4 separate regions of the Mus musculus genome follow, and regions 1, 3 and 4 are each linked to region 2. Evidence: chromatin loops called from intact Hi-C (ENCODE). Cell type or tissue: heart. All regions are shown on one strand. Each heading gives the region's core, and the rest is flanking DNA. Links, peaks and the distances in the headings are about the cores only. Region 1 has its middle 85 kb from the start of Gm31096. Region 2 overlaps Gm31096 (a long non-coding RNA gene). Region 3 has its middle 95 kb from the start of Gm31096. Region 4 overlaps Fbxw7 (F-box and WD-40 domain protein 7).

Evidence for each region. A loop is a pair of places that touch in the nucleus more often than their neighbours do. Peaks named below come from ENCODE experiments on the same cell type or tissue, not always from the same donor. Only the 100,000 strongest peaks of a DNase experiment are listed, where the experiment ranks them.
Region 1: it touches region 2 in a loop (2.1-fold over the local background); 3 of 42 quality-filtered maps call a loop at or near these places.
Region 3: it touches region 2 in a loop (2.2-fold over the local background); 3 of 42 quality-filtered maps call a loop at or near these places.
Region 4: a loop joins it to region 2, with 2.0 times the contacts of the local background. A loop is called at or near these places in 2 of 42 quality-filtered maps.

The regions. Positions count from the first base shown.
Region 1 is chr3:85,203,050-85,210,913 of GRCm38, forward strand. No RefSeq gene overlaps it. Among named protein-coding and RNA genes, the nearest start is that of Gm31096, 85 kb to the left of the region's middle. In heart, for the core only: no CTCF peak of the experiment used is centred there; no DNase peak of the experiment used is centred there.
Region 2 is chr3:85,112,169-85,120,032 of GRCm38, forward strand. Gm31096 (a long non-coding RNA gene) reads right to left here. Exons shown (of 2, transcript XR_003954509.1): 2 at 1,583-3,186. Among named protein-coding and RNA genes, the nearest start is that of Gm31096, 5.9 kb to the right of the region's middle. In heart, for the core only: no CTCF peak of the experiment used is centred there; a DNase peak (open chromatin) is centred at 4,143.
Region 3 is chr3:85,212,596-85,220,459 of GRCm38, forward strand. No RefSeq gene overlaps it. Among named protein-coding and RNA genes, the nearest start is that of Gm31096, 95 kb to the left of the region's middle. In heart, for the core only: no CTCF peak of the experiment used is centred there; a DNase peak (open chromatin) is centred at 2,526; H3K27ac peaks cover 722 bases.
Region 4 is chr3:84,931,871-84,939,734 of GRCm38, forward strand. All of the region lies in intron 4 of Fbxw7 (F-box and WD-40 domain protein 7), which reads left to right. Among named protein-coding and RNA genes, the nearest start is that of Gm40080, 57 kb to the left of the region's middle. In heart, for the core only: a CTCF peak has its summit at 4,576; a DNase peak (open chromatin) is centred at 6,331.

The DNA.
Region 1 (7,864 bases), core at 2,419-7,418, 92 kb after region 2:
GGTGATTAGAGGGCTTAGAGTAATGGAAGATAAAGTCACTGCCCACCCTGTGTTCCAGACACTGACAGAACATGTCAGCGTTCTCTTCCCTCATCCCTATCTCCACAGGCCAGGAGATTATTTTCTGCTGAGAGGAGACCTTTTTCTTCCTTCTTCGGGTAGAATTTTATGTGTAGTCCTTCCCTAGGGCCGCCTTAGCAAAGCACTACCTCAACAGAAGAGGCTTAAATAACAAAAAGCCCTTGTCTTCCATTTCTGAGCTTACAGTACAGGTAAAGTAGATTCCTTCTGAGGCTGTGAGGGACAGTCTGGTCCCCTTAAGCTTCTGATTGTTCCCTAGTGATCTTTCATGTTCATCAACATAGAGAGAACCACCTCTACCCCTGACTTAATCTCTACATGCCCCTTTCTCTGCATGGCTCTGTGCTCTGCTTCCTCTTTTTATAAAGACATAAGTCATATTCAATAACTCCCAGGACCTTTTTAAAATCTGGTTACTTCTGTTAAGACTTGGTTTCCAAATAAGGTTTCACTCCGTGCTGCTTGGGAGTTAGAACTTCGGCATCTTTATTCCGGGATACAGTACAACCTGTACCTCGGTGCCACACCTCGTTACATTCACCAGGGACGGTAGGGAGCATCTTAGGCGCTCCTGCAGCGTGGGAGTCAGGGTCTGGTTGTGGATGCTGACATTGGGGTGGAGGGTGATTTAAGGCCTTTGAGTAATGGAAGATAAACTGCTTGTCACTGCCCACCCAGCGTTCCAGAAGATTGCATTGCTGTGTGAGGCTGCCCCAGCATTGCCCTGAAAACGGCTTTTCCATTATGCTAAGAGCTAGTGGTGATAGGCTCCATTACTATTCCGCCCTTTGGCCTCCACTGGCTCCTAGTCCCTCTGCCCTAAGCACTTCCCAGTGACCTTCCAAGAGGTAACATCGGAGTTATTCTCCCCAGGAGGCCTCTGTAATGGCTTGCCTGTGTCAGGGGAAACCCCCGTGATGCTTTGCTTGAAGCACGAACAGGAGGGAGGCTCAAAGGTGAAAGAAGCTCCTCCCACCATCCCCCCCTCCAACCCTGTACTAGAGTAAGTTGTGTGGAGGGGGAGACAAGAGAACTGTCTTTTGCATTTGTCTGTTCTCCCTCCTCCAAGCAGATGCTGGGAGAACAAGATAAAATTCCTTGTCATCTGGGGCCCTAAGTTCTCATTCATTTATTAGGAAATGATGGTTTTCTCCAAGAAGCCATCTGTCTTGCTTTTCTGGGCACTGTCCATTAGTAACGAGACAAAGGGAGGGAAGGCTGGGCAGTTTTTGGCCATGGAATTTTTTTTGGTGCCTCTTCAATGTCTTTATCACCAGGGAGATTTTTCTTTTAGAGTCTGATTAGGAAATGTGATTTTAAGAACAGCACGCTCATCTGAGCTGCTTCATGGCCGACTGGTTTGATAAAGCTGGTTGGCACAATGCCCTAAACGGTGGTGCAGCAACTGTGGATGTGGATCCATCAAGCTGCTGGGGTGACCATAACAAAGCACCTGGACTCAACAACAGAGCTCTGTTTCCTCCTGGTTCTGAAGGATGAAGAGGTCCAAGGTAAAGAGGCTGGCTGTTCGTCCCGAGGCCTCTTCCTTGGCTTACACATGGCCATCTTCTTGCATTTCTTACATACTATTTTCCCTCCTTCTGTGTCAGATTTCAACTCTTACAAGGACAGAGTCGGAGAGAGGCCTACCCAATAGCCACGTTCAACCTTAGTTCTATAAAGACCCTGACGCCTAGTGTGGCTGTGATCTGATGGCGTGGGGTTGGCAATGAATAAGTGGGGATCAATTCAACCCTGAAGACTGCTTCAGGGATATTTCAGATGCCCGTTTTGACTCTGTCTCTGAGTAGGGGCCTTTGGGAGGACTGTGGGTTGGGGAATTGGGTTCTCAGAAACAGAGAATAATCTAGGCTCACCTGAGCATCGATGGAATTGAATAGGGTGATATGGAAAACACATGGTAAGGGAAGTCAGGGACCAGGGTTCTCATATCTCCTAGATCATCATCCAGAAACACAGAGATGATTGTTCAACAGAAGATGGGCAGCTATGAAAGAAAAGTAGATATCAGGAGACCCACACTATGACAAATAGTTGTCACATAGTTATCTCTTTGCTTTAGAAAGAAGATTCTGAGAAGGACCATATCCGAGCTGGACCATATTTGAACTGTACTGTCTCTGAATTGAGCCATGTCTAAACCAAACCATCTCTGATGCTGTGTGATACTGCCTTCACAGGCCTTCTCTCACTCCTTTTTTGAGTTCTTTGCTTCTTTTTATCAGACGAGAACAGAGATTTCTGCTCATGGAGTTTTGCTGCTATATTTGTTCTCCATGTCCTCTCAGTGAACAGGGGTCTCCGTCTGCCCAGGAAGGTCACTAGTCTGTGTCACTATAAAAAATCAGAGTGAGCAGCTTTCCAGTGTGCTCAGTTTATTAATGTCTTCTTTGTGATTTGTACTGGTTGTAAATATTATGTCCGTTATAAATAATGATCCAACATGCCATTTTTTCCTGTGGTCCTTGGTTACCTGGCCTATAAAACCAGAGGGCTGAATTAAATGATTATTAAGGTCCCTGCAGCTTTAACTCTGATGGATTTCATGAAGATTAACCTCCTGTGAGTAGACAGTCTATGGGGCTTGCCAGAGTGAGGTATCCCTAAGAACTTCGAAATGGGAAATACAATTTCCCTTGGAGAGTAAAACTTTAAAGGCAGCCAACACTAGATCAAAGAAGATATATTCAAAGTCTCCTTAAATGGACAGGATAGATTTCAGACCAGAACTGTCTGGACTTGATAATCCAAACATATCTAGGGTCAGAGTGTCCTGTCTGAGAGATGGAGCACCACGGAAGCAAGAAGAGGACACTGGGGACGGTGTCTTGATCTGTCCTGGCTCTGACAAGATTGGGATATTAGTGGGTCTGGGGCACTTTCCCAGCTGTGTCTCTGTTACAGACTGGCAGTAGACTGTCATGACTTGATGCCCCATGCCACTGACACGACTCACTATATTTAACCGACAATCCATCTAGTGTGGGCACCAACCCAGGAAAAGGGGTGTCAGCTACAGCTGGAATGGAAACTCAGGGCATTCACTGTAGCCAACACTTACCTTCTATAGTCTGAGAAGTGTGGGGCCTCCAGCCTGGATGGGGAGGTCTGTATAAACCCAGTGGGAAGCTCAGGATAGAGGCTGTCAGCTATCAGTTTCCGATCAGCTCAGAGAGGTTTAATACTTCAATAATGAAACACTTTTAAGCCTTTCAGTCCACCCCCTCTCTGATTGCAGTTCACCCAAACACCCCGAGTTTGAGTGCTGTCTCCCTTATGTGTCTGTCTGAAGAAAGGATAGCCTGGCTGGGGTCTGGGAGGCAGGGACATCTATGAAGGACACAAGGAGGTGACTGGAAGATGATTCTGCTCCTTGGGGCCAACAGAGAGTCTCCTCTTCAGCCTCTTGGGAGCCTGCTCATAGTGATCGGTGCGAGCTCACCCCAGTGAGAGAAATGCAATCTGGGCTTGCTGACAAAGTCAAGTGCTTCAGCTAAAAGAAAGAAGCGCTCAACGTCCTCACAAAATACTTCTTGGAAGCAGCCAGCCAATCCTTCGTTCAAACTTAGAGTCTGTGGTGCAAGGGAGTCTTCAGTAGTTTTCCACAGGCCTGCTGGCTGAATCTCCGCAGCATGTGGAATTTCAACTATAGGCAGGACAGCATGATACAGCGATTTCTCTCTTCTCTTCTCTCCTCCTCCTCCTCCTCCTCCTCCTCCTCCTCCTCCTCCTCCTCCTCCTCCTCCTCCTCTTCCTCTCTCTCCCTCTCCCTTTTTTCTCTCTTCCTCCTTCCTCCCTTTTCCCCTCCCTCCCTCCTTTTCATCTTCCCTCCCTCCCCACTCTCAATATGCTCAGTCATTTGTCTGTCAGGCAGATCTGCTTGGGTATCTAATAGGTTTCTCAATCATATTATGTCCAAAATATCACCCTTGGCACTGACTCTTCTCTTAAACCACCCCTTCCCATGTCCCCTTGTCTCTCAAGCCTGACCTAAAATCACATTCTGCCCAGGACCCCTCTCCTCAGACTCTTGCTTCCACCTGTAGCCTCTACTTAGGATATCATTGCTTCTAAGCTATAAGGTCATAAAGAGCACTTCCGGATTCCAGGTCAAAGCAGGTGACAGAGGTGGTTAAGCTTATGCATGCACGTGCACACGCACACACGTGCACATACACACACATGTATTTAAAGTCTGTTTGCTCTTTTCTAGTCTTTCCCAGTTCCTTCCACACCCACACTACTTTTTGGTTTCATATGTGTTTCATGAACCTCTCTGGTTTCATGTATAATTTTGGTAGAAACAGCCATACAAGGCTATCTGTGAACCCCAGGTCTCCAGCTCCTTTGCCTGGGAAAACACAGGCAGGTTGGAGCCTGATAGGACCAAGAAAGCCTTATTTTGAACCTAGGAGGAAAAGGCAGAATAGAATTCCAGTAGATACCACTCAGGTGATGCTTCTGGTCCCAGGGAAGAAGCAATACTGGCAGGTCAGAGACTCTGGGCTAGCCTGGGCTGGCCCGGACTGGACTTAGTTGTGAGTCCCTGCAACTTGGCTCCCCATCTTTTCCATAAAGACAAATACCACTGCTGTGTCTAGGAAGAGGCTCTGAATGTTTCAGCCCTTCGCTTATTCCCAACCCTGTCCCCAAGCCAACAGGGAAGGTTTGAGATGTTTGGTGGGTAGAGTTCTTAGGCAGCTACATATATCTCCCTAAGGAGTTGGGGCTCAGCCTTCAGACTGATGCTGGTAGTGGACAGGAAGTTAGGGACAGCCATGAAGGACACAGAGGCAAAAGGGGATGAGCCAGATGGAATGCATCTGAGTCCCCACCCTGGCACTACCGGGATGCCTCAGGAGTGGGATGCCAGTGAGGATAATCAAGAACAAACATCAATGGAAAAATAGATATCACCTCTCCCCATCCATGGCTGCATCGATTTCATAGCACACACTCCACTGTGCTACAGAATAAACCCAATACCCCACACTTTGTCCTTGTCAGGGAACAAAACAGGTTCCAGTGCTCCACTTTGGGTCCTGGTACTCATTTATAGGTAGACTTAGTTATCTTAGCCAAGTCCTCTCCACCTTTTTAAAAAATTTGAATAAAAAAATTCCCTTGATTTACAATTTCTGTTTGTTAGTGTCCACTGTAGTTCAGGCCTGTCCTAGGATCTAAAGAGTAATGTTAGGCAATTAAACAAAATGTGCACATTTCTTGTAGGGTTATGGGAAGTATTCACCACCACCCCCCACCCCCAGCTGAGAATTCAATCAAGCACTCAGAGACATCAGGAGAAAGTCTTTATTTTTCTGTTGGCATACAGAATGACCTTAGCTAATGCTAAGAGACACCCCCCCTGCAAGAAGTATTTCACTGTTTATATAGAGTAGGGAATATTGGCATAATCTTGTCTTGGTGACCATCCTAGAGTAGTCTTTTCATTTCTGTCATCAAAGAGAATTTCTCAGGAACTTAAACAAATTTCGCAATGGGAGAAGGTGTGCATTTTGCATGAGGAGGACAGTTTCGTCTTTAGCAGACGGAATTTAGCAGTAGTTCATATGTCAGGTCATGCATCCCCCACTTTACAGCTGAGGCAATGAAGGTCCACCTTTCAAACTAGGTGACACTCCTGTGACTATTGCCTCTAAATGTAAACCTATCTTCTCTGGAAGGCACTGCCCATAGTGAGTGCTAAAGGGAGGCTAGGAGACCATAAGAGAATGGGCTGACTTCCTCTGGAGCCTGAGGGATCTCTCTGTGCTTCTGATCTCTATGAGCAACACACCAGCTTGGTGCAGAGACTGAGTCGGCTTTTCTGAGCCTCTTGGGAGACTCCAGCCCTGGTGAGCATTCTCCCCTTGGAGGTCTGGATTGGCTTCATAAGCTTCCACTCTCTTAGGGACAGCCATCTTCTGAAGCAGAGGTCTTCATGCTGTCTCAGTGTTCTTGTTCTTGATTCCCTTCAACTGTGTTTTTATTCAAAGTCCTTTTGGATAACGTGTGTGCAGTGATCCCTGTCTGCTGTCTGGACCTTACTTGATGACACCTATGGCTACACAGCTGAGAAAATGGCAGAGCTAGACTCTGACATTGGCCCAGATGGCTCTACAGCCTTATCTTCATTCATTAACGGCATCTGCCTCCTATAGATGAGTGGGAGCTGGGTTTCCCTATGATCCCCAGGCCCCCTCAGAGGCCTGGCACCCTGTTTTTCAGGAGAGAGAAGAAAGACAGTGTGATTACACTCCATAGAGGGTCACTTGCTGAAAATATTAATTCTTTACAGTGGTACCTTGCCTTCCCATGGCCCTGCTAATGGCAGCAGGTGGCAGAGTCCACTCAGAACCTATCCTACAACTAGTATTTGCATCAGGCAAAGATATCCTGGTCTCAGATCAAGGGGCTTTCCCTCCCAGTGTCCAGGGGATAAGCCATGGGTGGTCTAAGCCAGTCATAGTTGTTTCCTTCCCCTCTATGCCTGTGATTCCTCATGGGACTATGCTATAGCCAGAAAAATATCAAGTGAATCTACAAGGGCTTCCATCAGGGAGAAAGAAGTTACCACCCTAGCCCTTCCCTCTAGGTTGGTGCTCCAGCAGCCATCTTGGAACCATGAGATGACAATTCTGAAGATTCAAAGTCTGTAGCTCAGGGCAGCAAAGACACACACACACACACACACACACACACACACACACACACACACAGAGAGAGAGAGAGAGAGAGAGAGAGAGAGAGAGAGAGAGAGTCAGAATTCTTTATGGCATTCCACAGGCCTAGTCTTGGCTGTTTGTAACGAAAGTGTTCCCACTGGGTACAGTGCATTGTACCATTCCCAAGGACACAGAAGCACCATGCTTGCTTAGCACCTGTCAACTCTGTGCCTGCTGTTATTGTAGGCTGTCTCCCAGGAGAGCAGACCCCACCCTGACAGCTGGAGGCTGGGTGTGCTCTGAAGTGGGGCTCCCAGCCCTCCACAGGCACTGTGTTGTCTGAGGCAGGGCGTCAGCAGCCTCTGGGGCGTGGGGTGTATAAACACGAGGCTTTGCGTTTTATAGGATAGTCAATATTTATTCAGCCTGACAGAGCAATGCACAGGAAGGAAGATCCTAAAATGTCTCTGATACTGAGGCCTGAGGTCCTGTGGCCTAAGAGGCTTCTCCCTGCTCTGCGATGCTCAGCAGAGTCGAGAATGGAAGACCTGGGGAAGGAGGAGCTAGGGCTGGTCAACACTGAGAGCATAAAAGCCAACCTAGCACACATAGAAACTCAGAGTCCTCCAGGCATTTTTCTGGCAGTCTTGGTCACAGGTGGCTTATCTCAAAGGCAGGGCAAGAAACGTGCCCCATTTGTCTCTTCCCTTAGGCAATCTCATGGCAGAGTCCACAGTTATAAAGGCAGCAACTGTGGGGGTTTTATCAAGTCTCTCGAGGTGCGTGGGTGCCGGAGTTATGTGTGCATGCAGACAGGTGATGTGTGCCCTGCTCTGATAGGTTCATGCATGCAGGTGATGCGCACAGGCGATGGCAGGCTCCTTTCCTGTCTTCTCTTTCATCCCACGCTGTTCCCTGCTGTGTATCACCTCCTGCTCTGTGGGGTTTTGCCTCTCCACGTTTGAGCCTCTCCTCTGGACTGCTGTGTTCCTTCGCATCTCCCCGTTTTCCCCCTCTCACTCTTACTCCATGTCTCAGTCTATTCCAATGACTCTAAGAAAATATTTAAAACTGAGCATCTGTGATTTATTCCAGAC
Region 2 (7,864 bases), core at 1,055-6,054:
AGAAGCCAAAATAGGAGGAGACAACGCAGTTCCTTAGCTTTTAGTTGGTCTGAAGATATTAGCTAGGGATTTGGACTCATTAGCATAATTTGATGGATTAGCAAGAGGAGTTAGAATTCCTCATCCCATTTTTTTTTGTCTGTCGTATTTTCAGGAACACATTAAGACTCAACCATGGTGGGAGAAAGTCATCAGCAGAGGATGCTGGGAACCATGACTTCCTGGAGGCAGCTCTTCCACAGGAGCGGAGCCAGTGTTCTCAGCGAAAACAGCCAGGACCTACCACCATTCAGGAAACAAATATATGACCCTGCACTCAGCTAGGAAGGGCGAACTTCAGAGGTCCCTGGAGCGCTCTTCCCACACTGGAAAGACAGGAACTGGAAAGGCATTTCCACGAGCGTGCCTTTCAGACTTGACTGTTGCCTACAGCCAGAATTACATGTTGCAGCTCCACCCAGACTGTACATAAGCACACATAGGCTACTGAAACAAGCATTCCAGAAAAATCACTTCCCCTTGTTGGGTTGAAGTGGCTTTGGTTTGGTCTATTCTGTTCTATTCTAGTCTATTCTGTCTAGTTCTGGTCTTTATCAAAGCTATTTAAAAGTGCTTGCCCAGATCATTCATGAAATGATTTCCTGGCTCATTAATGGGTTGTAACTCATAGTTTAAAACACGCTGGAGCTGGGCAGGCAGGTGTGGAGCTATGTCATGCTAGCCATTGCTCCAGATCAGTAGCTCTCAACCTTCCTATGCTGTGACCCTTTTAACACAGTTCCTCATGTTGTAGTGACCCCAACTATAAAATTAATTGGTTGATACTTCATAACTGCAATTTTGCTACTGTTACTGTTACGAATCGCAATGTAAATATCTTATATTTGAGTTATCTGATATGCCAACAGGGTCACAACACACAGGCTGAGAACTCAACACGTGTTTTCTGAGTGTCAGCTTTGTTTTCAGAGCTGGGTCTCCATTAGCAGTCAAGGCAAAAAACTTGTAAAAAACATCTCTGCTTTCATGGAGTTTACACCAGGAGGTCATGTGTAATAATCAGTCTAGATTGTGACAAGTACCAGAACCCAGGGAGAGCAGCAGCTCAGCACAAGGACCACGGGGTGGGTGGTGGGGGTGTCCCTGAGAAAGTGACATTACCTCTGAGGATGACTGGGGATGAGGAGCAAGAAAGAATATTCTAGAAAGAAAGGCAGTTAATATATGAGGGTTGAGAGAAGGCGAGACAAGGGAGAAGTCTCTCTGCTCAGTGTCTTAGGGTTCCTATTGCTGTGAAGAGACACCACGACCTCTGCAACTCTTACAAAGGAAACCATTTATTTGGGGCCAGCTTAAAGTTTCAGAGATTGAGTCCATTACCTTCATGGTGAGAAGCATGGTGCCCTGCAGACAGACATGGTGCTGTAGAAGGAGCAGAGTTCTACCTCTTGATCTGCAGGCAGCAGGAATAGTGTTACACTGGGTGTGGCCTGAGATCCTTAGACCTCAAAGCCCACCTCCTAGTGATGCACTTCCTCCAACAAAGCCATGCCTACCCCAACAAGGTCACACCTCTTACTAGTACCACTTCCATATTTTATTCAAACCACCACACTCAGGAAGTGGGAACTAATCTCAAGAGCAGGGAGAGGTGATTAGAGGAGGGCAGAGATGCAAAGAGATAGGGAAGAACCGATGTAGATAGAGACAAGCTGTGTGCAGAGCAGGGTGAAGGTGACTTGGTACTGCTGGGGAAAGGGAACAAAGATGACCTCAGGTCTTTTGTTTTGAGGAGTTGAAGGTGACAGTGGTGGAGAAGAGAGAAGGTCTTTTCACTCATGAAGCTCTTCCTAGACTCCTTCTAAGAGACTGATGTCTCTGCTTCCTGCTGGGCATCTCTACTTTCACTCGCAGACTTCCACCCCAGTCTTAGTCTTGATTATATTTCTTTGTGTGTAGATGGTGATGGTGATGAGCATGTTCACTGAACATTCTGTCCCAGCCGATACTTTGTGTGACCCTTGCACAGCCTCTTAGTCCAGAAACAGTCCTTTTGGGTGAGTCCAATGCCCAACTACTCTTCTCAGACAGAGCAAATTGTGACCAAGGCAGGTCTCGTGAACATGGTGTTGCTGTTTGGACAGAGCTGTTCTCCAAGCCTCGGCAGTCTGACTCTGGGGTCTATGGTCTTAAGTACTGCTTACATCGTAACTGCTGTCTACCTGTCTTGGATCCTTGAAGTTTGGGACCACTTAGTATTACTAATGCTGTTTTCAAATGCTTCTAGTGCCCAGGACAACTACTGGACTCTAAGAGGCCCTTCCAAGGGTTTGTTAGGGAGAACTGTCGACATAGTGATATTGCTCAGACTTCACAGAGGGCTCAGGATTACTTTTGTAATTCTGACGTAGGGGTTGGCAATGTTTTTCTGTAAGGATACAGGCAGTCAATACTAGGTCTTGCAGGCTGTGGAGGAGGTTCTGTTTCTACTGGGCTCTGACACTGTAGAGCAAAAGCTGTCAGAGACAACGTGGAGACAGTTGGGTGTGACTGAGTGTCAATAAAACTTCATTTACGGATACTGAAATTTGAATCTAATGTAGCTTCATGTCATGAAAGTTCCCTAAGATGTAAAAAAGGTTTGTTGGTTTCCTTGCTTGAGACAGGGTTTCTCTGTGTAACAGCCTTAGCTGTTCTGTAATTCTCTTTGCAGACCAGGCTGGCCTCAAACCTATAGAGATCCTCCTGCCTCTGTCTTCCAAGTGCTGGGATTAAAGGTGTGCACCACCACACCCTGCGTAAAAGGTTCTTACACCTTAAAAATGTAAAAATAATTTAAATTGAGAAATCAATTTTAGCTTTCTGACTATAAAACAGTATTCTGTTTAGATTCGACCTGAGGGCCGTGGTAGGCCAACTCCTACTATGGACAGCAGCTTGGAGCTGGCAGGTGGAAATGCTCTGGACTCTCTGAATTCAAACAGGTTAGGGAGAGGAGCCCAGCAGTCCAGGGCTGCTCCACAGAAGTTTCTCTGGTTAGAACCTCTTAGCCAGGGGCACAGGCATTGTCTGTGGGGATGCAGGGATGGCGGAGGCACACCAGGTGACTTGGAAAGCTTTTCCTCCACTTCTCATGATTCCATGCAGTGACTCCCTGGGCTTTAGAAGAAAACCACAAGAGCTGAACTGATTGGAGGGAAGGTCATTCAGAATTTGCAAAAGAAAAAAAAAAGTCTGAGTTATAAAACGGTTTATAAGAAATGATGCTTCATTGCGTTCAAGGACATTCGGCAATCAAACGAACACTTAACAAAGGGCTGTCAATAATCCATTTGAATTGCACTTCGTATTTGTCAAAGTGCTTTCCAGTACATTATCCCCATTGATCTGGCCAGGCACCCTAGGAGGCAGATAGCCCCATTTTACAGGAGAGGTCACCGTGAACACCTTCACTGAAGGCAGTGGCTCAGAAGGGCTATGGACTCTGCCTTGTAGCCTCCATGACCTGATACAAATGGTGACTTCATATTATGTACATCTATAGCACTAACTCAAGCTTATTTTTAACCCCTGTGAATCTCCTAGACACATGGCCACCTAGCCAGATCAGCATGAGGAATTCATCACACAGCACTAATGAAACACCGAGAGAATTCATGGAGAGTCCTTCCCAGGTCTGAAGGAGGAAAGGTATATCTCAAATGATAAAGGTTTTTTTCCAGGCTTGAGTTTGTTTTTCTTCTGCTAACTTCGTAATTGGGAGGAAGCTCGATACTGAGGGAAGGCACCTCCAGCTTCTGAGCTGTGCTTTCCCTTTGCCTATCACAGCAAGTGTGGCCTGGGGGACATGGTGCACTGCCAGGCAGCCAGCCAGCCAGCCCTAGTGAACTGGGGGGACAAGCCTGTTCTTCTTACCTCCCAGCTCGGGTCTCTCATCAGCATTTCTCTGCCAAATTGGGCTTTGGCACACCTAAAGATGCCTTGGCAAACTTTGCTAATTTCCCAAGAGCAACTTCCTGGTTCTTAATTAGGCCTTTTATTCCTCGATGTCTATATTTAACTGTGCTCCGTTAATGCTGACCTCTTTTGGACAGTGCCAAGAACGTCAGGGAGGTGGCAGTTGAGTCTAGACAGGGCAATTATTCAGATATCTAAGCTCCCCCAACTCATTCTTACAGTGTTACCCCAGGAGGAGACAGTCAGTCACTGAGGGACGCCTTCCTGGGCTCATTAAATAACCACTCTATCTTTCTCTCCACTGTGCCCGGGGAGGCAGAGATCGGCAGTAACCAATGGTGGAGAGTGAGCCAGCTGCAAGATGTCACCCTAGAGCTCAGAGGGACAGAGCATGGAGCACAGAGGGGGAGGTGGGGGTTGAAAAGAAAAAGTCTTTGAGAAAGGCTCTTGATGGTGCAAGGAAACCACAAGGCTATTCATCCCTCCTCGTCTGTAAAATTGGAAATAGCTTAACTTTCTGTGGCAGGAGGCATGGATCCATAGAGCCTGCTGTATTCACACAACGGGGCACAGCTGAGGTGTAAGAAGACAGGTGAAGGAGAGTCATGTGTATCAGCACAGAGAACCCTGAAAACATGGTGGAGCCTCCAAAGTAAGTCACACAGGGTGCTAAGGATATGAAAATATTTGCCAAATTATCAAGTGGCTTGGTAATGATGCTGTATCTTATTTATGGGTAACATGCATGTGCCGCAAGTATTTTTTAAATTATGATAATTAAAATACCTCCAAAGCTGTCCATCCCTTTCTTTTTCTTTTAGAAGAGAAGAGACAGATCAGTGATCAAACAAGAGATAAAGACACAAACTTTTTTTAAAAAGAAAATAAAATGCATGACAATGTCACCAAAGGAGGGAGATCTGTTTACTAGTAGCGTCATAATACTAATACTGTTGACAGATGAGCAGGCTCAGCTCTACACTATGGCCCACAGAAGTCCGAGAAGCTCTTTCTCAGAGACTGCCATTCAGGCAAAGCTGGATCCTTGGCGACACCACGTGAGGAGAGTTCCTGGTGAGCTGGTACAAAGCAGAAGTGGACCCTTTGAGAATAGAGAGAGAGATGTGGGCAGTCCGTTCAGTGTGGCATCTGGGAAGAGGGAACCTCATCTGAGAAAAGGCCTCCATCGGATTGCCCTGTAGGAAAACCTGTGGGGGGGATTTTTCTTGATTAATGATTGTTTGGGAGCCTAGCCCGCTGTGGGTAGAATCATCTGTGGGGAAGATGGTCCTGGGTTGAATAAGAAGGCAGGTTGAGCAAGCCAGGGGGGAGCAAGCCAGTAAACAGCACCCCTCCATGGTCTTTGTTTTAGTTTCTGCCTCTAGTTTTTTGGCCTGCTTGGATTCCTACCTTGGGGTCCATAACCAATGAACTGTGATCCGGACGTGAAAGCCAAATGAAACCTTTGCTCCCCAAGTTGCTTTTGGTCACAGTGTTTTATCACAGCAATAGGAAGCAGACTAGAAATGGACAGGAAAATAATGAGGCACACCGGAGAGGGTGAGCATGGGCTTCTCAAAGAAGAATTGCTCTTCAGTGTGTCCAAATATATGCCGTTCTGGTGGCTCTCAAGTTACAGCCCAGAGTAGCTAGGACATTTTTGTCCCCTCCCTCTTTTTACAAGTGAGATCATTGTATGGTTTTGGGTTGTCTTAGATGGGATTACAGTTAATAAGATAAAGCCAGGGACCACCGGGGTTGCACAAGAGGGTTGGGAAATGTCCTGTCACTACAACAGAGGTTGCTAGTGACAGTCACTGTTGAGATAAGAGAGATAGAGTTCTTACCATGAACCCCCAAAGCAACTGGGCCTGCCAATCATGAGCTGAAGTCTATGAAACTTGTGACGCCCCAAAACTCCCTTTCCTCCTTTTAAGCCTCAAGCATCGAGAACAGAGTAATACAGGGGCCGGTGACTTTTGTCCTCTGAGTTGGTAAGCACAGCACTGGGGACTGGAAATCCAGGAAATGCTGGATGGGTCACAGTTCTAAGTTCAACTAGTACAGGTCTGAAGAGCAGCCTGAGTCTCTGCTACTGTCATAGACCACGGCTGCTTCTCTATCGCCAGCCTCTGGTCCTAACGGCTTTCAGTTGCCCACATGAGGACAGCTTGGACTATGAATGATGGCTGCATGCCTCACACTCCCCTGCATTGAGCAAGAACCTCATCTGAAAAGTTCTTTCACAGCAATGCTTTATTTGTTGTTTGACCAAACGGCCAGGCACCACAGCCTAGCCAGGGAGACTCACAAAATGAGTGTCTATTAACTCTTAGTATCTATATCAGATTACACATCGAAGATATGGACAACAGACCACGTATAAGTCCACAAAACATTTGAAAAAACAAAAATTAATTAACTAATTTAAAATAAAAGGATCTTGGAAACAACTGTAACATTGTCACACTTAGTCAATTAACAGTTGTCCTTGATGTAATCATATATCAAGTGAAATTGACACTTAACTTTTCAATTCTCCCATATGTTACAGTTTTACAATGTATTAGTTTTAGTTGGGCTTCAACTGTGGTCCACACATTGTGATTAGTTAAATAAATGTTTAATTAATATATATGTGTGTGTGTAGTATATATATATATATATATATATATATATATATATATATATATATATATGCACACACACACACATGTATAAGAGTACACTGTCGCTCTCTTAGACATGCCAGAAGAGGGCATTGTATCCTCCATGACAGATAGTTGTTACCTATCATGTGGTTGCTAGGAATTGAACTCAGGACCTCTGGAAAAGCAATCAGTGCTCTTAACCCCTGAGCCATCTCTCCAGCCCCATCCCTCTCTCTTGTAGCTAATTTTAGAATCTCTCATTGGTTCTTTTTGAGGTTCTGACACTGGGTTATATGGGCAGCATTCCCTCAGTATCCTCCATCATGTTTCTCTGTTCTGTTTCCTATAAACTCATTGTTTGATATAGCGGCCTGGGCATACTTTATATAACTGACAGCACGTGCAATCACCCAGGTTGGATGGGAGCTTCTGATGGTGCCATTGAAGGTTATCTAGATCAGGTTGGCCTCTGGACAGTTCTGAGTAGGATTTTGTTGAATGGGTTAACTGCAATAGGAAGGGGCTGGTCCTGCCCTTTTCAAAGGGCAAAGGGCATTCACGGTTCTCTGCTGCCTCCCTGCCCCTGCAATGTGACCAGCTACCTTCCTGTTCCTGCCGTCATGTTTTCTCCGCCATGATGGAATGTACCCTGGAACTGTAGGCCAAAACAGATCTTTCTTCTTTTGGTTGCTTATGTGTGGTACACACACACACACACACACACACACACACACACACACACACATTTATTACAGCAAATAGGCAATCAACTAATACACCCAGCTAGCCATTTTTTTTTTTAAAAATCTCATATTTGCAGGATTTTAAGACCCACTGAAGGGTTCCTTGTTTGCAAATAGACAAAACAAACAAAGCCGGCATGGCTCCCTTATTAGCTGAATGAAACCTAAGATTGCACTGCTGGAATCATTTTGTTTGAATTCTCAATTAAAATGCAAATACTCCTAGGCAAGGAAGAACTTATTAGGCACCCATTCCCCAGTATGGATGCTTTGTAGAGGAGAAACGTGTGTCTTTTCCTCACAGATCACAATGGCATGGCTGGCACCCCTGTTGCACCAGACACGTTTATTTAGTAAAGTTACAGGAGACAGTGAGCCTTTGAGGTGAAGATCAAAGAGCCAAGGAAAGTCTGGTGAAAGAAGCAGCCATTCTTTCCTCTTAGGCATTGCTCCTCTGTCACAAGAGGGACATAGTGGGGAGGTTCTTTTACTGACACCTGCCACATGGGTGGT
Region 3 (7,864 bases), core at 650-5,649, 100 kb after region 2:
GTAGGACACAAATCTTAACTAAAGAACAAATACTCCCCCACCCCCAAATCCTGCTGCTGTTTGTTTTGCCCAGGCATCTGTGGGCAGGCAGGACCAAAGCTCTGGTGGAGGTGAGCTGGCCTGGGACTATGGCTCTGTCATTTGTCATCTGTGTGACCTTGGCTCTGTTTCTTAAACTCAGGAAATCTTTATAGCCGTATCACAGGGTCGTTGAAGGGATAAAATGAGAGATGACATAGCAGTCAGGGCAGGCACCTTTTTATCAGCTACATAAGAGAGACGCTTTCCATCCCAACACCAGCTTGGCCTCTGAAGTCCGCAGCATGATTTTGGTTCTGACCAGTGCCTTCAGCAGCCAGTTTTGAGAAACAGAGCAGCATTTTTACTTTAAGGGGGATTCTTGCAGCTCCTGGCTGCCTTCCCCTCTAGAGGCAAGGCAACCTAACCAAAGCTGTCATTCGCTCTTCCTGTGATTTTAATTGCCTAGGTAAGTTATATAAACAACAGCAAAACATTCCACCTTGTGGGGTAGCACTGCCGGCCTTGGATTGGCTGCTACAACTGCTATTTTCAGAGCTTGGCACTGGGATAGCTTCTGCCACTTTCGTCTATGGTTGGCCTTGAGGTTTTCCATTGTAAATCTAAAGAATATGGGCAAAAAGCCAACTTGCTTTTTCTTTTTGCCCATGGATTTAGAAATGAACGGAGGACTTGGAATGTTCTGTATCTTTTTCGTAAAATGATTTGCTTTTATTCAGAAGATTTGAGGCTTGAGAGAAAGTCAACGTAAGAGGCCAGTCTTATTTGCAAAGAATCTCAAAAATGTTAGAGTACTTCGAGTCTCTCATTGTCCTGAGAGGAAGATGGAAGACCCGAGGCTCATAGGGGTACCATCAATTAGAATGACTGGTGTCCCAAAGGCTGGCTCAGTGCTCACTGGGTTAAGCTCTTTGCCTGTTCAATAGGATGCTAAAACAAGGACCCCAAACCCAGAGATATGTATATGTACATTCTTGTGAATGTACATATGTGCATGTGTGTACATGTGTGCTCAGGTTTGTATATATAGGATATGTACAAGCATTATGATTGTGAATGTGTGTGTGTGTGCCACTGACACACTTGCAGAGGCAGAGGACAATCTCCGGTTTGCTGGTTCTCACCTTCCTTCTTAGACAGGATCTGTCTCAGAGTTTTACTGCTGTGAACAGACACCATGACCAAGAACAACATTTAATTGAGGCTGGCTTACAGGTTCAGAGGTTCAGTCCATTATCATCAAGGCAGGAGCATAGCAGCATCCAGGCAAGCATGGTGCAGGAGGAGCTGAGAGTTCTACATCTTCATCTGAATGCTACTAGCAGGATACTGACTTCAGGACAGTTAGGATGAGGGTTTTAAAGCCAATGTCCACAGTGACACACCTACTCCAACAAGGTCACATCTCCTAATAGTGCCTCTCCCTGGGCTGAGCATATACACACCATGACAGGATCCCTTTCTTGTTTTGCTCCATTTGCCAGGTCAGCTAGCTTGGGAGCTTCTCGTTTCTCTCATGTTCACCTCCTATATCCCCACAAGGGGATGTGAATACAGATGCTCTGGCCATTGCACCCAGCACTTATATGGAAATAGAGATTTGAACTCAGGTCCTCAAACTTGTGAAGGAAGCATGTTTTCCTACTGAACTATGTCCCCTGGCCAAATGGTGGCATTATTTATCTAGTAGAGAAGATTAGGGTTAACGCTGGTAAACATATTAGAGCTATACTGTCCATTTGAGTCACTCCTGGCTTCAGGAGGTTCTGTAAATTGAAAATGTAGTTGATGCAAATATGATGTTAAAATGCAGCCCACCGGCTGTACTGGCCACCTTTCAAAAGCTCAGCAGTCACTTGCAGCTAGTGAGGCTGTGTGTGTGGTTCATCTCAGAGGTAGACTGTGTTCTTTACAAAGTCTATCTTACATTGTTGCTTTAGAGCATTGTTTTCCTACCTGAATGGAGCCTGAGGCAAAGTAAAGGCATGACTACAGGCCAGTCAGTCCTTACAACTCAAGGGAGTTGTGAATGTTCATATGTGCATGTGTGTACATGTATGCACATGTTTGTATATATAGGATGTGCACAAGCATTATGTTCTCTTCCTTGTAGGGGACTGACATTCGGCTGGGGTTCCAGTAGGTGCCCTGCCACAGCCCTGCTGTTCTGGTGTGTGCCCAGCTCACGTTCCAATCCTCTCATACAGTAGTCCAGGATCTGCTTCCGTGGTGGAGGGACAAGGAGTCATCAGGCTCCTCAAAGGCCAGGCTGGCTCTGTGCTTGCCTGTTCGAAAACCGACTGGGAGAGACGGCTGCATAAAAAAGATGGCATTAAGTGTTGCTGCAGTGCTGCAGCTGCCAGGGAGTTTCTGCTCGATGGATCTTGGATCATACAAAAATACAAGATGTTCCCGTGGTTATCTCTCCCAGTCCCTGGATCCAGAGTCTCCTAGCTGACCTTGACTTCCTTCTCTGCTTCTCTGGAGGCGCTGGCTCAGGGACAGCTCCTTCACTGAGGCACCCATGTGGTACCTTTGAAGCTTACAACAATCTCTTTTCCTGGTCCCAAAATAGTTCCTCTGAGATTACCCCTGATGCCCAGGCTGTTATTATCCTAGGTTCCTGGCTCTGTTCCCCCCTTCTCTCCCATTCAGATAAGCCTGGCACACAGAAGGTTATATCTGTCTTTTGCCTCCAACTTCACTTTTCCTCACATATATTTTTAATAATATCATCACAATCACCACCCACTGAGTTCTTCCCAAGACCCAGAAAATGCAGAGTGCTTTATAGGTGTTGCCTAGAACCAACCTACTCCACTCCACAACTGCCACCTTGCCTCAAACTGCCGTCGTCTCTCGTCTCTCACCTAGACCATCGCAGGAGCTGCCTGACAGGTCTTTCTTCTGCTCCGTCCCCTTTCTTCTATTTTCCACAATGAGGCCAGAAAGATTCTATTAAAATGGGAACTAGGTCATGCTCTTCCCCCTGCCTCAGCATCCTCTCTTCTGACTCAGTAAGAAGCCAAGCTTTTATTGAAGTCTTTGATACTCAATGCAATCTGCTCTGCCTGCTGACGTCATGGTAACTCCATTTCTTACCAACACTTACCCCCTACACGTTCTATACTGCAATTCATCCACACTGACATGTGTGTGTGTGTTGTACACACATGTGGGTGCATGGGTATTCTACCACACGTGGCTGTGTGGTGGCTAGAGATAGACATTGGGTGTCTTCCTCCATCACTATTTTCTGACATGTGTCCCATACAGAACTTGGAGTTTTCCATTTCTGCAAGGCTTGTCAGCCAGTGAGCCCCAAGATTCGCCTTCTCCCACCTCCCTCTAGAGTTAGGCCAGCCACCATTGCCACACCTTCCTTGGCTTTTCCATGGATACTGGTGATCTGAATGCAAGTCCTCTTGCTTACACAGCAAGCACCTTACCCACAGAGCCACCGCTCTCTTCTCTCTGCCTGTGTGCTTGCCTCTGCCTCCTTCAAGTTTGCACTTAGAGTTGCTTCTTTAGAGATTTCTTTGGTTACCTCATTTAAAACTATACCAATGCATGAGCACACAGTGTGTCTACAGAGCAACACTAACACACAGTGTGTCTACAGAGCAGCATTAACATGTTATATATTTCATTTCTTTGTTTACTTTAGGATTTTTTTTTTGTTATGCTTGTGAGTGTTTTTGCCTGCATGTATACCTGTGCACTACCTATGTGCCTAGTGTCCTTGTGGAGCCAGAAGAGACTTCAGATCCTCTGGAACTGGAGTTACAGAGAGTTGTGATCTGCCATGTGGGTGCTGGGACTCCAACTCAGGTCCTCTGCCAGAGCAGCAAATGTTCTTAACCACTGAGCCAGCTCACCAGCTCTTATTTATCAATCAACATTCTGCCCTAAACAAAACTTCTGACTCTGAGGATAGGGACTTTTGTCTGTTGGATTTGCTGGTAAGTTTCCAGCACTGAGCACAATGTCCAGCTCAATCCACATTTGGGGGAGACAGGGGACACAAGTGAACAGTTCTAACAGGTCCTTAGATCATAGGCAGTTCCTGCTTTATGGGTGGGAAAGTGAGGTTGAAGGCTAAGTAAGTGCCATTGCCTGAGATCACACAACTGTTCCCTCCCATCTCCTGTGCATCACCTAATTCATGCTCCCATTCACAGCAGTAGCCACCACATAGCTTAGCATCCTCTGCAGAGTGCCCCAGACCCATCATTTGTCACGTGTCCTGCAGCCTACTGCTGTTCTCAGGTGCAAGGCTTCTGAGAATGCCGGCCACCATCAAAGCAATCCACCCAAGGTTCCTGGCTACCTCCAGCATTTCTAGAAGGAATAGTGTCTCCTTCCCACATGGGCCATAAAAACTCAGAAATCACAGATTCTCTCAAGTCCCAGAAGCAGTCAGGGCAGACTTGGGGAGGGTAACCGGGAGCTATAACCTGAATCAGAAATGCTGTGTAGGTCACTGTGCACATCTGGAGGGTGTGGAATCTTTAGGGCTTGGAGCCTTCCTGGTGGGAACAGGCCAAGGGAGGCAGGTCTTTGAGGGTCATATGCCCTTCCTGTTTCTGACTCCCACTGTTTCTGTTTTCTGGTGTGAACAAGCCCTGACCCAAACACATGCAATCACAGAAGCTGCTCTGCTTGCTCTGCCTTCCCTGCCAGCACAGAATGAAATCCCCTGATCCTGAGAACCAAAATAAAACCCTCCTCTCATAATCGGTTTCTGTCAGGGACTTTGGTCACAGAATGATAAAAGTAACCATTTCTAGGCTAAGAAACTGCCCTGCCGGATGAAGTGAGAATGACCAATTGTGCCTTTCGCTTTGACTTAGAGGAAAGGAGAAGATGCTAACAAAGAAAGACTGGACTTCTGGTGTATGCTCATATGTCATGATTAGAATGCAGCAGTGTCCACACGTGTGCAGATATCAGACACTGACTCAGGGTGTCTTCCTCTGTTGCACCTCACCTTCTGTATTGAGGCAGGATGGCTGGTTGAACCCAGAGCTTGCTGATTCAGCTAGGTTGGCCAGCCGGCTTGCTCTGGTGATCATACTACATCCCCCTGTGTGCTGGGATTACAGGCAGACTGCTGCACCTACCCAACATTTTATGTGCATGATGGAGATTTGAACTCTGCTCCTCGTGCTTGTGGGACAAGGACTTTAACCCTGGAGCCATCTTCCCAGCCTCACCATTGCAAACTTTTAAAATATTAAATTAGTGCATTTATTACACTGATTTCACCTTCTAGCCCAGTGTCAATGTTTTCATGATGAACACTTTTTCATGCAAACATCAAATGCTTCAACTGATGCTTTGGAATATAGTAATGGATATCTCCCAAAGATAATAAGCTGTATTATGTGTATCCTATTAGGAATGAGTTATTCAGTAAATGTACCTATGTTTTAAAAATTATTTCTTTTTATTTTTTTAAGATTTTGATTACATCACTCCCCCTTCCCTTTCCTCCCTCCAAAGCTTCCATATCTCCTTGCTCTTTCAAATTCATTGCCTCTTTTTAATTAATATTTATTACACATATATACATATATACACATATATGTATACAAACACACATACATGCACACACAAATTCCTGCACAGAAATACAACCTGTTTAGTTTGTATAATGTTGCTTGTATGTATCCTTTCAGGGCTGAGCATCTGGTCCTGGACGCCCAGTTGGTGTGCTCTTCTCTGGAGAAGTCTGTTTCTCCTGCTCTCAGCATTCCTTCGCTACTGGTCATGTGTAGGGTTGAGGCCTCCTAGGCTTTCCCCCATTCACATTACTTTTCCCATTGTTTTTGCTCTTGTTCAGCCCATGCTTAGGTGAGATTTTTATGGATGTACTGGGATAATCCCTAACTACATTCTAAATATCGATTTTATACAAGTAAATGTAGTCTTCATTCCTCATCAAGAAACCTCTGTTTGTAAAACATGGAGATCATTTTAGAAAACCACAACCAATCAAAATGCAGAGTTGTAACGTCTAGTCTCATCTGATCCATCTACAGCACAATTCCTGTACCTAAAGTTCAGGAATCATTGCGGAAGACTGTAAAAGCCAGGAGAGCAAGGAGTTTTCTGTGAGACTGTGTCTCCTAGGAGTGCCGTTGTAACCATCTTAAAGTATACAGAGCAGTAGCATAAAGTATCTTCTCTTGGCTGTGCAGTTGATGCTCAGGACTTTCTCATTTGGCAACAGTGCCTCTCCGTACCATTACACCAACACTCCATCTCCTCCTCCAGGACACACAGCTGCTGTTCCACTGGCTATCTCTCTGGGTCTGAGCACCCTCACACTATATATCTTTCTGTGATTGCTCTATTCCTCTCAGTGTAGTGTACTGGAGTGTCATGCAAGTCATAACATTGGCTTCTTGTGAAAACTGACTTCTGCATATGCTTCATTTGACAGAGTTGGGTGTGTGGCAGCAAGGGGGTGTTTTAAAAGTTGTTTATTTTCTCATAATCAGTTTGTCTGCATTTATGATATTTCAAAGAACGCTTTGTTCACAGCCACTCTGCTCAGTGAGGCTTGTCACAGAGTGATGCTCTTCTATTTAATTATACCCTTTCCATTAGAATAAAATCATTTATTAAAACTGTTAATTACCCACAAATGGAGAACAGCATCAAGTAAGGCAGCAGGTTGGTGAGTGTGGAAGCTGTGGTTGTCAGGCTGTCTCCAGGAATCCAGGGTCCTCAGGAACATGTCAGGGCCACCGAGGAGAGGTGGCGGGGTGGGGGAATTCTGATCTCACTCTGTCCTAGCTTTAACCGGGCTGGTTCCAGTTACCATCTTACACTGTGAATAGTGCTTCATGATTTTACTCCAATTTAAAATAAGGCTCACAGTGTTTTACCCACGATTGGAATGTTTACTTATTAAATACAGCTTTATGCCTCTCACAGACACTGTGTAGTGTTTTACATTCTGACTCCAATGATCCTATGACTTATTCTGGCCAATGAGCATACTGTTCTATGATAAGTTTAATTGATAATACAAGACCCTCCTGGCCACTTTCAACTCTCTCTCTCTCTCTCTCTCTCTCTCTCTCTCTCTCTCTCTCCCTCTCTCTCTCTCTCTCTCTCTCTCTCTCTCTCTCTCTCTCTCCCCTTTCCTCTGTTGTGCAGGGTGTGTGTGCATGTGTGGCATATGTGTACGTGTGCTTCTCCAGATGTGTACACAGATGCATGTGTGTCCTAGAGTTTGACGTCAGTGTCTTCCTCTATCACTCTCTGCTTTCCTTTTGGCCCCTGATTTCTTACTGAACTTACTGGTTCAGTTAGGCTGGCCAGCCAATGAGTTTCATGGATCCAGTTATCTCTCCACAGCACTAGAATTACAAGCATGTGTGATCAGGCCTGGCTTTTTATGTGAGGGCTGAGGGATCCAAACTCAAGTCCTCACACTTGCGTAGCAAGCACATTACCAGTCCAACCATTTGCTCAGAGTCCTCTATTTTCTCATCTCAAGGTCACCGGCAATGTTTCTGCAGTGGCCACTCTATAACCTGTTTGCTAGGGTGACAAGATGAAAATGACCCAGCTGAGTGTTCAGACCAGCATGAAGTAGAGAGAATCCACCTTTGCTGTCTGAAGCTACTGAGCTTTAGGGATCATTTGTCAGTGCAGTGTGGCCCAGCATATCCTGACTGATACACAAAGGTGTCAAGTGTGGCCTTGGGAGATTAGTGAGATACCACCAAGTCTTTCAAACCCTTAACTCTGCTGAACCATTGCTTGAATGAGTTCTACTTTGTGTGGCCCCTTTTGGAATGGGATTAGT
Region 4 (7,864 bases), core at 1,822-6,821, 180 kb before region 2:
GAAACATTGTCTTTTGCAAGTTGCTTACCACGTAATATGCAATTTAAAGTCCTACCAGTCTTTTTCTTCCTGAGTACTTTGTACAGACATGAGTGAAGAGAGTAGAAATCAGGAGTTTCCTGGGGAAACTACAGTCTCTAACATGCAAGGCACTGGCTAAAAATAGAAGCTCCTATACAGGTCTATACAAAAATTTAAAGCAAACAAGCAATCAAACAAAACCCTACAACCTTTTAAGCATCTTCCGTCTGTGGTAAAACTTAAACTCATTGTAATACAAAAGGGGAAATGCCTAAGAGGCCCACTGTACAAAGAGGCCAACAGTTAAGAAAGGGCTTCAGGACGAAGACATCCCGAGTTTTGCAGGCAAATAGATGGAACTAGGAAATATCATCCTGAGTGAAGTAACTCAGACCCAAAAAGGCATGCATGGTATGTACTCATCAGTGATATTAGCCAAAAAAAGTGCAGAATATCCAGGATACAGTCCACAGAACACAAAAAGGTTAACAAGCCAAAGGGCCCAAGTGAGGACGCCTCAATCCCACTTGAGAGAGAGAAGAAAGCAATCATGGGGGTGGGGGGGAAAGGGAGGGACATGGGTGAAAATGGGGACAGGGAGAGGAAGAAGGGAACATGACCAAGTATTGGGTGGGGGAAAAGGATTGAAGCCCTGAGAACCAACAGAAAGAATGGAAACAGGCAACCTTGGGTGGTAGGAGATGGGGGTGGGGGTGGGGGACTCTCCAGAATATACCAGGGACCTGGGAGGTGAAGAGACTCTCAGGACTCAAAGGGGAGGGACCTTAGATGAAATACCCTAGAGTGGGGAGAGGGAACTTATAGAGCCCACCTCCAGCAGAAAGATAGACATCAAGTGAGGGATGGAGTTACCATCCAACTGTTTAAAACTCTGACCCATAATTGTTCCTGTCTGAAAGAACTGCAGGGACAAAAATGGAGAAGACCCTGAGGAAAAGGTCCAGTGGCAGGCCCAAAGTGGGGTCCAGCTCAAGGGGAGGTCCCAAGGCCTGATACTATTACTGAGGCTATGGAGTGCTCACAAAAAGGGGCCTATCATGACCACATTCTAAAAGACTCAACAAGTAGCTGAAAGAGTGAGATGTAGATATTTACACCCAACCAATGGACAGAAGCTGCTGGCCCCCGTGGTTGAATTAGGGAAAAGGTGGAAGAAGTTGAGGAGGAGGGTGACCTTATAGGAAGACCAGCAGTCTCAATTAACCTGGACCCCTGAGATCTCTCAGACACTGGACCACCAACCAGGCAGCATACACCAGCTGATATGAGGCCCCCAACACATATACAGCAGAGGACTGCCGGGTCTGGACTCAGTCAGAGAAGATGCACCTAACCCTTAAGAGACTAGAGGCCCCAGGGAGTTGGGGAGGCCTGGTGGAGTGGTGGTGGTTGGGGACATTCTGTGGAGATGGGGGGAGGAGGTACTGGATGTGGAACAGTCGGAGGGTGGACCAGAAGAGGGGTGGGAGAGGGAGAGAGAGGGAGAGGGAGGATTAAATAAAAGTAAAAACAAAAAGAACTTGAGATATCTTTGTTTTTGACCAGCTGATCTGAGAATGGCAAGGCATGTGGACTGTTGCTTGTGTTTACATCTTGTTACTTTCTGTTAGTTGTCCTGCTGCCGATATCCACCTACATTGTGCCAATAAACACAATACCCAAAACCAAACTGAGAGTTTTTCTCTAACCTTTGGATTAAACAGGACTAGAGAGAATTCTGTGTTCTTCTGGAGCCCACAGATTAAATACTCCTACAGATGCTCCTGTTTTGATGACAGTAAAGTGAGGCAGGGAGAACATCTAATTTGGTATAAGGATAAGCAGATGGGATACTACTTTATAAGTATTTCTCAAAAATACCCTCGTATAGTACGTAAGATGACCTCATGAGGTATACTGAGTTATAGTATTCCTACTCACTTGTATGAGAGATCTGAGGCCTAGGAGGGTTTAAGAACTTGTCTTAAAACTAGAAGATAAGTAATTACTTTTGAATGAGGTCGTCAGGCCGTGGGACTAGTATGTTAGTAACCTAATCACAGTAGAGTGGATTTTCATTGCACTGCTGCTAGTATCACTTTGATCTTGCCTTTGGTGTGATGCCACTAATGGCCACTCAAAGACCCTGAGTCCATGGAACAGAGTTGAGAGCCTTGAATAGACCTCTTCATAAAACCTGTGTCCTTAACGTTCTTCACATAGGATGATCTCGGTATGTAATTATGACATTGCTTTCTGGACCTTTTTGTCATCAGATCTTAGTAGTATTGGGTTTTGCTTCCTTTGTTAATCTAGACATAAAGTAAATTAAATGAGCACGTGCTATACAAATCACACTGAGGAAACACTGAGTCATGTCTTATTACCCACAATAAGCTGGACAGATGATAAGTAGCCTTAATACCAACAGGCAGGGTACTCACACCTGCAACTTGCATTTTAAGAAATGAGTTGAATGTCAAGACTGGTAGAGTGAACAACAAATAAAAAAATACTCTAAAAATAAACTTGGAAGTAAGTTCCTGGCAGAGTAAATTGTTTGAAATAAGTCTGCACGGCCCCTTGCCTGCACACCAGAAATCTAACAAGTCCTAGAAACTAAGACTTAAAAGACTTAAAGTTGACGTATGATGGCCTCCTTTAATACTTATCTAAGTGATTATTTTGCTGCAGAAATAATGTAATGTGCTAGAAGTTTTTGTAATATGTAGTTTATGTGCCGTATTATCTTTCTGAAGTGCACATCAAAATGCACATAAGTGCATTATCTTTCAAAATGCGCATGCATGAATGCAGCTGTCTTCAGAGTTAGAGAACCAAGCCTGTTGAACTGTAACATTCATAACTATCATTTATATGTAAAACTTGAAGACTCTTGGAGATTTCAGGACGGTTTGAACTCTCTCTTAAGTCTCTGTGTATGTATGAATTTAAAGCATACATTGCATGGATAAACACCTAAATCTATTACCTAGTTACAGATAGGTCAATGTAGTATAATGACAGTTTGCAGTTAAAATATTTTCATCAGTGATTAAAATATGGCAGATATATACATTAAATGATGGGAAGGAACCCCAGCCACTTTTGACGGTCTGCACATTAAAATAAGAGCAAAGCTAAATTAAGTTTAACCTTCCATTACAGATTATGTCTGTTATCTGCATTTTGCTAGTATTGTAGATGGATAAGACAGAGTGGCCTCCCATAAGGAACTACTGATGGCCTTTCTGTCTCTTGAGAGATGTATCTCCTGTTATCGTTCTATAGTCATATGTCAAAAACACCAGAAGGACAAGCTGGATACTATGTACTGATGCAACACTTGGAATTAAGATTGGAAGATATATGATCTCAACTCAACTTGGGCTGCCTAGTGGGACCCTGTCTCAAAAACAAAACCATAGGTACATGATTTCATTCATTCATCAGATAGGTATTAAATAAGCAAGATAACCATTATAGTTACAGGATGCATTTGTATTTGGGTTGTGCCAAAATACAATGTGTCAGCAGACACTTTGTGTGTGTGTGTGTGTGTGTGTGTGTGTGTGTGTGTGTGTGTGTGTGTGTACATGTATACAGGGCTCCACAGAGGCCAGAGATATTGGATCACCTAGAAGTGGAGATCCAAGTTGTTGTAAGCCACCTAATGAGTGCTTAGAGCCAAACTCAGGTCCTCCACAAACCCAGCACACACTCTTAGCTGCAGAGCCATCTCCCAGCCCTCTTTTATTATACACTTGTATTTTATGTTAAAGTTTCTTCACAAGTATATACACATACATGGACAGACACACTTTGAATTGTTGTAGCCCTTAGTAAAATATATAATCTGTTCTCAGAAATTCTAGTACAGAAAATACAGTTTGAATTCTATTTTAAAAAAATATACATGATTTTCCTCTACTCATGTTTCTACAGCAAGACTTTTTTTGTTAGAGAGTCTTTAGTGTCCTGTCAGTCACATCCCAGTGGTTTGCCTCTGAGTCATCTCTGGGTCAGAATCAAGTCCTCTGCTCTCCCTCTCCCTGACTGTGCGAAAGTTGCCTAACTTACTGTCCCCAGCACACTGGCCAGTTAAATAATAATCAAGTAATCCAGGAGTGTTGAAATGTAGGATACAATTTTCTACTGAGATAATAGCAATCACCTATCTGAGATAAATGGATATAAGCCAAAAGAAACCCAAGACAGAAAAGGTTAAATACTGATCCTAAAAGGACATGGACAGTTAGTTTTGGGTTGTGATATCTTTATATGATGGTACTCAGTTCTGTTTTGAGAAGAAAAAAAATATAGAAATGTTGAATAACACTGTTACCTTAAATTTCTTCCTTACAGGTCTTGAGTGTGGAAATTGAAATTTGTTATTCCTGTGCTTATTTACGTTTTTGTGTGTGGGTGGTTCATAATAATAGTTTATTTGTGAGCAATTTAAGCCCAAACAGCTTTTCAATCATCCACAGAAATCTTTACCAGTTTAGATGTAAAATGTCATTGTTACTACTACAGTGAACATATAGGGGCAGTATTGCACCGTTTTTGTAAATCTTGTCTGAATTTGAGGATTTTTAAACAGTTGCAGTTGCAGCCTTGTTCTTGGACAAATGATAACAATCTATCTGACTTTTAAATGCATGGTTGCACCTGCTTTGTGAAGTCCAATTCAGGTTCTTATGTGGATTATGCAAAACTCTTGTTTTACAGAGTCCTTAATTTGTATTTGAAGTCAAGGAAATGTTAATTTAAAGGGTAAAATTCATCTGTAGTTAGACAACAAAATGTAACTAATTCATGAAAAATTGCAAACTATTAAAATCAGTACAGTTTGTTTTTAACTGCTTTATAAGAACTTTTCAAGAATGTGAGAGGTTTTTTTGTCAACTTGTCAAGCAAACAAAACCTAGAATAATATATAGTCTTACTTTAAGATTCTTCAATTGATAAATACTATTTTTCAATATTTAAGTAGTGAGATTATTACAAACTTTGTTATAGATTTTTGCAGGTTTTTTTTTTTTCTGACTTCAGTGAGAGAGAACTGAGCAGTTGTTTCCCATGTATTTGTTGTTCTCGATGCTTTCTTCCTGTGATCTGAGGACTACTTGACACACTGAGAATCAACAGTGAACAAAGCAAACCCAGGCTTCACTGTTGGCTCATGTCAGAAGAGCAGAGAGATTAAGTATGTGGATGGTGGTGCTGTCCAAACCTGGGCGTGAGCTCTTACTCTTTCCTTTACTAAGTGAGCCTTAGTAAATCAGCTGAGTAAATGGAGAGATTACTACTATCTCATAGGGTTGCTGTGGTGGCAACGAAAGAGTCCATAGGAAGTGTGTGTGGCTCTAACAAGAGCTCACGTCCTCAAGCCCATGTGGCTAAAGAGCGAGATGAGTTCTCAATACCAGTATATCTTACTTTTACTTCTGATATAGTAATAATTCTTACTATTTTTAGAATTATTGTTTTGAATATTTTTTAAATTGTGAGAGAAAATGCATAGCATCCATTTTGAATAGTCAGTTATTTTTTAGTTTCCTGAATGACTGATAATCCCTGCCTATAGAAAGTTAATGTGGCTTGGTTCGACTCACATTATGTAGATTCATTCAGTGTGACTACCCTGTGTAAAGATTAACCCCATTATGTCTATATCGATGAGAAAATGATAGGTGACATCTCTGTATTTTGTTTGCAGATTCCCACATGTTTAGAATAAGTGTGTTGGCTTAGAATCCCATTAAGTAGAATTTGTACAAGTACTAAATGAGAATTGAAAAGAGTTTATTGGTTCATGTGTTCTGTCGTTTGCTTCACTGTCTCTAGTCAATCCCTTCCATTTATGATTTTAAATTCTGAAACCCTTTCTCTTTTTTCAGCCCCTTAACTTTGGTAATTAAGAAGTGGAACACAGTTGATGACATCTTTGAAAATGTTCTGATCAAAGCGGTCCTCATTACTGTGTAGAGAGAGACACTAAAGCATTTGAAGAACTCAGCTTTCTCATCTGTTAGCAAATATACTTAAACATTTAGGCCGTTCTTTGCTATACCTTGCTTTCTTCATTCTTTTACATTTTAGACGTATAGGAACCATGCTTTAACATGCTTATAGGTATGAAGCCCTGCACACACAGGGCGAAGCATTGTTCAGGTCTGCACCCTGTTTAATAGCTTATCAGCTATGTTCCTGCTGTGCCTGCTCCCCGGAGGGGAAGGGTTGTTCTGCAAGCTTTCATATTAGCTTTGTTACCATGCAGTATTTCTCAGCTGCTCACGCTCATTACCATACAGCTGGTGTGGAGACGAGGAGGAAGCAGGCAGAAGTTGTACTGGCTACAAGAATAAGAAGCTCTTTTGCAGATGGGGTGCTGGCAGATGGGGCATGTGTTTGAGCAGGTTTTACTAATGACAGTGCGCGTTAAATATCATTCTGAGGAAGTCCAAGGTCATTGTCATGAATTTAGAGCTTTCGAGGTTGTGCAGCTTTGTGCAGAACAGACCTTTTCAGAGCCCTAATTAATAAAAATGTAACCAGTGGCAAGCAACAACTAGAAACATCTAATGAGTTTTTCTTTATTTTAGTATATTTTATCTTTCTCTGACATGATCTAAGAAGCATTAATCTTATCAATTAGTCTCTCTTATTACTTTATGATGGCATAATTTTAAAGTTATTAAAAATTTCAAGCTATATACAAAAGTATATGCTTTGAAAAAATACAGTAGCACTCAGTTTTGCTATATAATGTTAAACTATTAGAAGATCAAATGGCAGAAGAATTGGAAAACTGTGTCTGGTGTTGAGCATTCTGAAGATTAAGTTGAAGTGTGTGACACATCATTGTAAAGTTAGACAGAAATGGTATGGACAGGGGTGTGTCTTTTGTTAAAATATTTTGTGCTTAATTTTTTATACCCATAAAAACATATGAGGTTGAGTTGAAATAACTGCCAACACTTGCTTTTTAAAAAGTTTTAGCCAGATGAGGGAGCACACAACTGTAGCATCAGGACTTGGGAGGCTGAGACAGTTTGCTACTACTCTGTGCTGCTTGGTGAGTACCAGCCTAGCCAAGACTGTGTACCACGACTGAAGAAAAATAACAAGAAAAAATTCTTCAGTGGCTTCTCACTCCTTTTGACCCTTTTAATTAACTGTAGTTTTTTATATATCATATTACAAGATGATTAAAAAGAACAGCTAAAGCAAAATACAGCTGTGCAGTCGTATGTAAAATGTACAGTATCCCCTTTAATTTTAATGTAAATAGAACTCTTTTATTCCCCCACCCCCCACCCCTCTTGATCCAGCATCCACTCGCTCTGGGCCCTGCTTGCTCCGCTCCGGCTCAATCTGGTCCATGGGTTTTGGGTTTTTTTTTGGTTGATTTTTTGTTGTTGTTGTTGTTTTTTTTTTTTTTTTTTTTTTTTCTCATTACAGATGGCTGTGAGCCACCATGTGGATGCTGGGATTTGAACTCGTGATCTCCAGGAGAGCAGTCAGTGCTCTTAACCTCTGAGCCACCTCACCAGCCCACAAATAGAACTCTTATTTTGTTAATGGAGATTAAATAATATAAACACACATTACATATAAAATATACATAGCTAATTTCAGGATTCATGGTCAGAGCATGTTTGCTTACAAACTTTAATGCTTCTATTTTGTGTTTTGTTTTTTTTTATTTTCTTGATTAGTAGAGGCACAAAATTCTGTTAATGCCTGTAAATAAACAAATAAACAAGCCTGTATGAGATTTTCAGGAAAGGTTATACTGTTAAATACTTTAACAGTTATACTTTTTTTCCTTTAAACA